Regions from separate parts of the Homo sapiens genome. Here region 2 is linked to region 1. Evidence: chromatin contacts called from ENCODE Hi-C or POLR2A ChIA-PET data. All regions are on one chromosome and are shown on one strand. The core of a region is the stretch at or near the end of the contact, and the rest is flanking DNA. Distances in the headings are between cores, read along the strand shown.

Region 1 (3,846 bases), core at 589-3,088:
TAGATATTAAGGATTATTGGCTTCTTGGAGAATTGACCCCTTTGTCATTATATAATGCCCGTTTTTATCCCTGATAACTTTCCTTCCTCTGAAGTCTGCTCTGCTGATAATAGTATAGCTACTTCTGCTTTACTTTGATTACTGCTATCATGGTATAGTTTTCTCCATCCATTTACTATTAGTGTATATGTGTCTGTATATTGAAAGTGGATTTCTTGTAGACAACATATATGGTTGGGTCTTGTTTGTTGATCCACTGTGAAAATCTCTGTCTTTTAGTTGGCTCATTTAGACCATCTTACATTTAAAGTGAGTATTGGCATGGTTGGATTAATGTCTACCGTATTTGTTATCATCTTCTATTTGTTTCCCTTATTTTTTATTCTTATGTTTGTATTCCACACTTTTTCCTGGCTTTTGTGGTTTCATTGAACAGCAGTTTATAGGATTCCACATTTTCTTCATTTTAGCATATCAGTCATGCTTTTTTAAAAAAAATCTTTTTTTAGTAGTTGCTTTAGAGTTTACAATATACATTTATAACTAATTCAAATCCACTTTCAAATAACACTGTATCACTTCATGAGTAGTATGAGTACCTTATAACAAAAAATACTCTATATATGCTTATGTATGCTTATATATATAAACATACACAACCAAACACATTGTTGCTATTATTTTGAATAAACTATTATCTGTTAGATCAATTGAGAATAAGAAACATATTCTCAATTGCTTATTCCTCTCCAATGCCTTTCCTTTATGTAGATCTGGATTTCTAACCTAGATCATTTTCATTCTCTCTAAATAATTTCTTTTAACATTTATTACAAGGCATCAAATTCCCTCAATTTTTGTCTAACAAAGTCTTTATTTCTCCTTCACTTTTAAATGATAACTTTGCACAGTATAGAATTCTAGATTGGATTTTTTTTCTTGACACTTTAAGTATTCCACTTTCTTCTTGCTTACCTGGTTTCTGAAAAGAAGTAGGGTGTAATTTTTATCATTGCTCTTTTACTATAGTAAGACATTATCCCCCCACTCTTCTTTCAGAATTTTTCCTTTATCTTTGGCTTTCTGTAGTTTGACTACGATATAACTAGGTATACTTTTTTATGTTTATCTTGCTTGATTTCCTTTGAGTTTCCTGGATCTGTGGTGTCTGCCATTAATTTTGAAAAATTCTCAGTCATTATTGTTTAAAATATTTTTTCTATTTCTCGCTCTCTTTATTCTCCTTTTGGTATTCCTATTACACATATATTATATCTTTTGTAATTGTCCCACAGTTATTGAACATTCTGTTCTGCTTTTTCAGGTGGTTGTTATTGTGTGTGTGGGTTTTTTTTTTTTTTTTTTTTTTCAGTTTTGGAGGTTTCTACTGGGATATCCTCAAGGCCAGAGATTCTTTCCTCAGCTATGCCCAATCTCCTAATAAGCCCAGTAACAACGTTTTTCATTTCTGTTACAGTGTTTTTGATCTCTAGCATTTCATTTGGTTTCTTTTTTTAGAATTTCCATCTCTCTACTTACATAGCCCAACTGTTCTTGCATGCTACTTTATGCATCAGACTTCTTGGCATAGTTGTTTTACATTCTTAGCCTGATCATTCCAACATCCCTGCCATATCTGAATTTAGTTCTGATGCTTACTCTGTCTCTTCAACTGTGTGTGTGTGTGTGTGTGTGTGTTTTGGCTTTTAGTATGTCTTGTAATTTTTTCTTGATAGGTGGACATGGTGTACTGGGTAAACGGAACTGCTATAAATAGACCTTTAGTAATGTGGTGGTGAGGTGTTGGGGGAGGGAAGGCATTCTGTGGTTCTATGAGTAGCTCTCAGTCTTTTAGTGAACCTATGTCTCTAAACGGTGAACTTCACAAATGCTTCTCTATCCCTCTCCTCTGAACTAGGGGAGAAAGGCTAGAGGGGGCTGGAGCTGGGTATTTCCCTTCTTCCAAGTTGAAAGCTAGAGGAGGCTAGAATTTGGTGTTTCTCTTTCTCCACTTGGAAGGCTAGAAGGGGCTGGAGTTGGTATTTCCCTTCCCCCAGATCAATGAGGCTCTCAGAAAACCCCAGAAGATTAGGCTCTGGTTAAACATCTTCTCCTGAGGGCAGACATTGTTAAGAACGATATTCTGGCATATTTCAAAATTGTTCCTTTTCCCCTCTGGCTGCCAGAGCATGAGGGATTTTCCTTAATATTCACCTTTGGAACCTTGTAGAGCTTCAGGTGGCAAAAAAAAAAAAAAAAAAAAAAAAAATCACAAAAGCTTGGGCCCTCCTTTGAGTGAGTCCCTCTAGAGTTTTTAATCCTTCAGGTCATCCACAGTGATCCTCCAGGAATTCATCAATTACAGTTCATGTTTATCTACCCTGGCTCTCTCAAGGAGGTTTCTGCGCCTGTGTTATGATTCTCTGTATTCTCCTGTCTTTCTATTTAGTGGGGTTGGGGGTGCGGGGTGATGCTGAAGGTAGTAGTTTGCCCTGTAATCTCACTTCTCTTATGGATCTGAGAAGAATTATTGATTTTTCAGTTTGTTCAGCATTTTACTTGTTGTCAAGACTGAGTGGCAAATTCTAAGCTCCTTATAGGCTGAACAGGAAACCAGAAGCCCCAATCTAGATTTTATATTCACTTTCCACCCTTCCTACACTGTACTCTCATTGACAAATGGCCTATTAAGTTATTTCTTGTTCTTCCTTCACATATATAAATCATGGATATGGAGGAAGAGAAGAAGCCAAATGTAGGAAGCAGAGTTATTCATGGCTCCTCTTTTTCCCAGGTCTGGCCCCTCCCCTCCAAGGCAGCAAGTCCTATATGAGGACAGATGCTCAATCACTTATGAGAATATAGGAAGGGGAAATTCCCCACTTTAGTAACGTTAATTTAGTTTGGAGATATGGTTATTGACTGAGTAAGAGAAAAAAAACACAGATGAAGCAAAACCTAATATCCAAATTAGAAAGAGTAAAAACAAAACAAAATAAATAAATATTTAAACTGCACAGTTCCAAATTGTAGCCAGCAAAAAAAGAGTGGCATGTGGGGGAAATTAGGAAAGGAAAGATGAAGCTTGAAAGGGCTAGAAGTAGAACAGGAGAAAAGGACATCGATAAAAAGAAGAAAAAGGGGAAAGGGCATCACACATGAAAGGATCCAGCAGAAACTCACATGCAAAGGACAGCTGTGGAGAGGGCGAGAGAGAAACATGAAAGAGAAAGAAAAAGTGACAGAAAATGAAACCCAAGGCTCTACCCATTTTGAAGCACTGGTCTGATTAAACTCAGATCTTCAATTGGCTACAGGATATGGGGCCTTTTGTTGTTCTATTAGCTAATTAATTGCTGTTTGCAGTTCTCTAAAGGTAAACTTAGTATCACCCACTGAATGGTACAGTCACAAGAACCCACCATGGGCTGGGCTCGATTAACCAGAACAATATTAGGCCAGATATGGCCATGAGTCAGAGATGGATTAACCAGAACAATATTAGGCCAGATACAGCCATGAGTCAGCAATTTCCAGTCTATATTCCTATTACTCCTGCTAAGGGGGATAGAGAGGAATATTAAATTACTGCAAGTATTTTCATAGTTAGAATTGGAATTAAAAATAGAGTTAAACATGAATACAATAGCTAGCATCAATAATCTTAAGGAAGAAGAATATTTAAATAGAAAGCATGATGTCTTGAATATACACACTCACCATGCCTGCCACTGGGCAGTTGCATTTATGAATACAAAATAATAGAAAAAAACTCCTTTAGTGGTTTTTGGAAAAATATTTTTTTCACAGAGTTTTACATTTGTAGAATAAAATACAAGGATTTCG
Region 2 (3,846 bases), core at 584-3,083, 56 kb before region 1:
ACCTCTCCGCGTTAGGTATTGTTGTTTCCATTTTACCATTGAGGAAGCTGGGGCTCAGAGAAGGTGCAGGGTGGTACAGACAAACCTGAATTGGAACCCTGGCTCCCGCCTATGGGCTGTCGGGACTTAGAAAAGTCGTGAGCTCTCGCTGATTGTTTCCTAGCTGATGTGGGCTGCAGGGCTGTTACAGGGAAATAATAAGAAAGTGCATCAAGTGCCGAGCACATCCTAAGCACTCCACCATGGCAGCTCCTACTAATAATATGGAATAGAGTTGAATCTAACATGACTCTTTCTTGCAAGTGACAGAAAATCCAACTCAAATTGGATTAAGCAAAACAAGGCAAATTCTTAGTGAGCTGAAAAGTCTTCAGGCTCACATTAGGCCCCAGACCCCAGACCCTCCCAATCATGGAGTAGGCACTATTTGGGGCACAAAGGTGACACTCCCGTGGCTGCAGATGCTGTGGTGGCTCTGGCTCTGTTGAGAAAGAATAAGAAAGGCCACTCTCTCCCTTACATGAACAATAGTCTGTCCACTCTGAGAGACTGAAATTGGGTCATGGTCCTGCCCCTGAGCCCGTCACTGATTGGCTCTGACCTGCATCAGCTGTTCCATGCTGAAGGTGGAGGCAGGACCCCATTCATACCCAGAAGGGAGCAAAAGGTAGATCCCTCACCAGAATTATGGGATGTAGGGTGAAAGGCTGCTGGGCAGCCAGAAAACAAACAGATCCTCTACAATACTTCAACTGATGAAAGCATGAAGCTAAAATCATAAGGATCCGGGTGTGAGTTCTGTCTCTCCCATATTCCATGTGACGTTGGGCAGTTATTTAATCTCTTTTAGCCTCAGCTTTCTCATCTGTACTTACATATAAGGTCATTGTGAGGATTAGGGTTATTAATCATCGCCGTCATCCCCGTCCACCACTTATCATCATCCTCCCCATCAACATCATCACCACCACCGTCATCATCATTACTACCATTACCATCACCACCATTCCACCACCATCACCATCATCACCATCACCACCGCCATCATCATCATTACTACCACTACCACCGCCATCACCACCATCACCATCACCACCATTGCCATTATCACTACCACCACCATCATCACCATCACCACCACCATCACCATTATCATTACCACAACCATCATCACCACCACCATCATCACTATTATCACTACTATCACCATCACTATCACCACTATCATCATAAATAAACATCACATAACCGGCGTGTAACCGGGCCTTGACCCCAGAGCCCACTCGCTGTGTCCTCTCTCCCACCCCCTTCTGCACATTTCTAACCACCATCCTGCACTGGCTCCCTGTCTCCTCTGGTCTCACCCACATGTCCACTGAGAAAATGATTCTCAGAACACTAACTAGACCAGGAGGAGTCACAAAACATAACTCAGATCTGTTTATCGATTTTCTATATGTTGATGACATCAGATCAATGGGTGTTCTCAGCTTCTCAGAGGGAGGTCGAAATTCTCCCCCTCTCCCCTTCATGTTTCCAGACCTTCCTTGACTTGGATATTCCAAATGCAGAGTAGGTGTTGAGGCCAAGGGGCTCTTCCGTGTCAGCCCCATCCACAATCACTGGGCTAATCTTGTGGCCCTCTCCCCAGGACCCAATCAGGGAGGGCTTCAATCCTCAAGGTCACCCGTGGCCCCCCGCCCTCAGAGGTGCCATCTCTACATTGGCCACTGGATGGCAGCACATACTCACAGACCGCGTCAATTTCCTGGCAACTAGTGGTGGGTTTACCTCCTGATCAGGATGTTTGCCTTGCTCTGAGAGCAGATCTGAGAGCAGTGATATCTAACTTAATTTTCAGCAAAATATTTTGAAAAGGGTGCTCCCTCACCCATCTACACAGTCCACGTCATGCACCCCCTGCCCGATGCTTGGTAGCCAGGAGGAGCTTCCTCCATGCAGCTCCTTCCCGGCTAGGGCTGAGCTGGGCTCTGGAGCCAGGCTCTGGGAAGAGCCTCTTCTACGCTGCTCATGTAAACTCCAGATTCAGTGTCAGTTTTCTGAACCTGAGACAATGATCTAAGTGCAGTCCAACACTTTGGGGGAAGAAAGAAAGAGTGCCTCAGCTTTTGCCTGTGTCATGCTCGCAAAGCAAAATATTTTGAGAAATTCTAATCAAAGCTGGGCTTGCAAAATTGGAAAACGATTATTTGTGAGAGCACTGAGACATCCTTGGCGTGTCCATCTGGAAAAACAGCATTCCCTCTGGCAGTTTAGCAGATGTTCTGTTTCAATTTGGCAAAGGAAATAAAGCAGTTTTTCACAAAAGAAAAACTACAACTAGGAGAATTGTCCCTAGTTGTATTTCTTCTCCCTAATTGTCAAGGAAGTGTAAATCAGAAAATGAATCAGGACAATTTCCACCTACTATGTTAGCTAATCTTTTAAAAATTGAATACTCACAAGGGTGAGGAGAATTGTTTCCAGTAACATTTTATACTGTCACACACTTTTAGAAAATAATTTGGGAGTGTTACCGCGAGATGGAAATATGTCAACATAATTATGGGAACTTAGACTTCAGAAAAGAAACGAGAATGAACTTTATGAACAAACATGTGGAAGATTGGAAGCAAGAGTGGGGCCAGTGTGCACGGGGAGGAAGCATTTGGGCAGTGACTCCGCAGACCCAGGCTCAAGCTGAACTACACAACCTCCTTACACCTCAGTTTCCTCAGCTGTAGAACAGGAATGATAAAAGTGCCTGTTTCATAGGACGGTTGTGAGGATGAAGTGAGATACACCACATTAAGAGCTTGTGCCTGAAAAGGTTAATTCTTAGTAAATGACGACTATTCTTTTTATTGCAATAAAATATACACAACATAAGAGTTAGGATTTTAATTATTTTGCAGGGTACCACTGAATGGCATTCAGTACATTCACAATGGTGTGCAACCATCACCATATTTTCAGAACATTTTCCTCATCTCAAAAGGAAACCTCATGCCAATTAAGCAGTCACTCCCCATTAAAATATTAGTTATGAAGATTGTAGCATTATTTTAAAAACTCATGATATACATTGATTGAAAAAATCAGTATATAAAATTGTGCATTATGATGTAAGTAGTAAAGAAGCATATAAAAAATCTGAAAAAGTATATAAAAAGAATAGCAATTGCATTTCTCAGACTCTCTTTACATTGTAAAAATCATTTTCATACTTTCAAAAGAAAAGCAAAAAGTACACAAACAACAACGAACGTAAAACACCATGACAAAGCCCAGATCGTTAAACCCAGATCTCAGGAACACAGAATCATATATGATGTTTACACTCTCCAAGGTCAGAGAGTCCAGCGGCATTGGGAGCTGCCTTGTGTTCTGCAGCCTCACGGACAGACAGGAGGTCCAGTGCCACTGCTCTGTTCTTCTGGTTTTCCTCCTAAACATGTTTTGGGTTCAGCAACCATTTCTTTCATCTTTTAAACACAGGTACCTTTGGGGCTGGCCTTCTCAAGGAAGCCCCAGCTTCTTGTGATTGAGAATAAAGTGTGCAATCGCTATGAGTATCTGAATGGAAGAATCAAATCCACTGAGCTCTGTGCTAGGCATTTGGCTGGAGGCACTGACAGTTGCAAGGTAAGAAAAGGTCAAGAGACCAAAGTTAGTCTTGTGCTCTCCCTTCTTGGTCTCAGCCCCTTAGACTTCAGTCCCAAAGAGGCAAATTCTAGAAGGATTTGTCAACGTTAGACCCCAGTCTAAGTGTTGTTTAGAAACTGCCTAGATCTGTCCCTGAATGCGTATTCAGATCATCTAAGGGGATGTCTTGGGGCTTGAGTT

Evidence for each region. Hi-C counts contacts between places; a loop is a spot of excess contacts on that map. ChIA-PET counts read pairs that join two places held with the same protein, here RNA polymerase II (POLR2A). Pooled maps may share reads with other maps.
Region 2: a map of ascending aorta shows a loop between it and region 1 (2.0-fold over the local background). The contact joins two enhancer-like sites. A Hi-C loop is called at or near these places in 1 of 168 maps with a recorded cell type or tissue (ascending aorta), 4 of 37 single-sample maps with no recorded cell type and 7 of 50 pooled maps. POLR2A ChIA-PET finds 5 or more read pairs at or near these places in 1 of 52 experiments (MCF 10A).

The regions. Positions count from the first base shown.
Region 1 is chr6:160,398,508-160,402,353 of GRCh38, reverse strand. All of the region lies in intron 2 of SLC22A3 (solute carrier family 22 member 3), which reads right to left. Among named protein-coding and RNA genes, the nearest start is that of SLC22A3, 52 kb to the right of the region's middle. Within about 2 kb of position 1,838, at least 3 of the 41 ENCODE cell types and tissues checked have a DNase peak (open chromatin) inside an H3K27ac peak, as active enhancers do.
Region 2 is chr6:160,454,023-160,457,868 of GRCh38, reverse strand. No RefSeq gene overlaps it. Among named protein-coding and RNA genes, the nearest start is that of SLC22A3, 110 kb to the right of the region's middle. Within about 2 kb of position 1,833, at least 11 of the 41 ENCODE cell types and tissues checked have a DNase peak (open chromatin) inside an H3K27ac peak, as active enhancers do.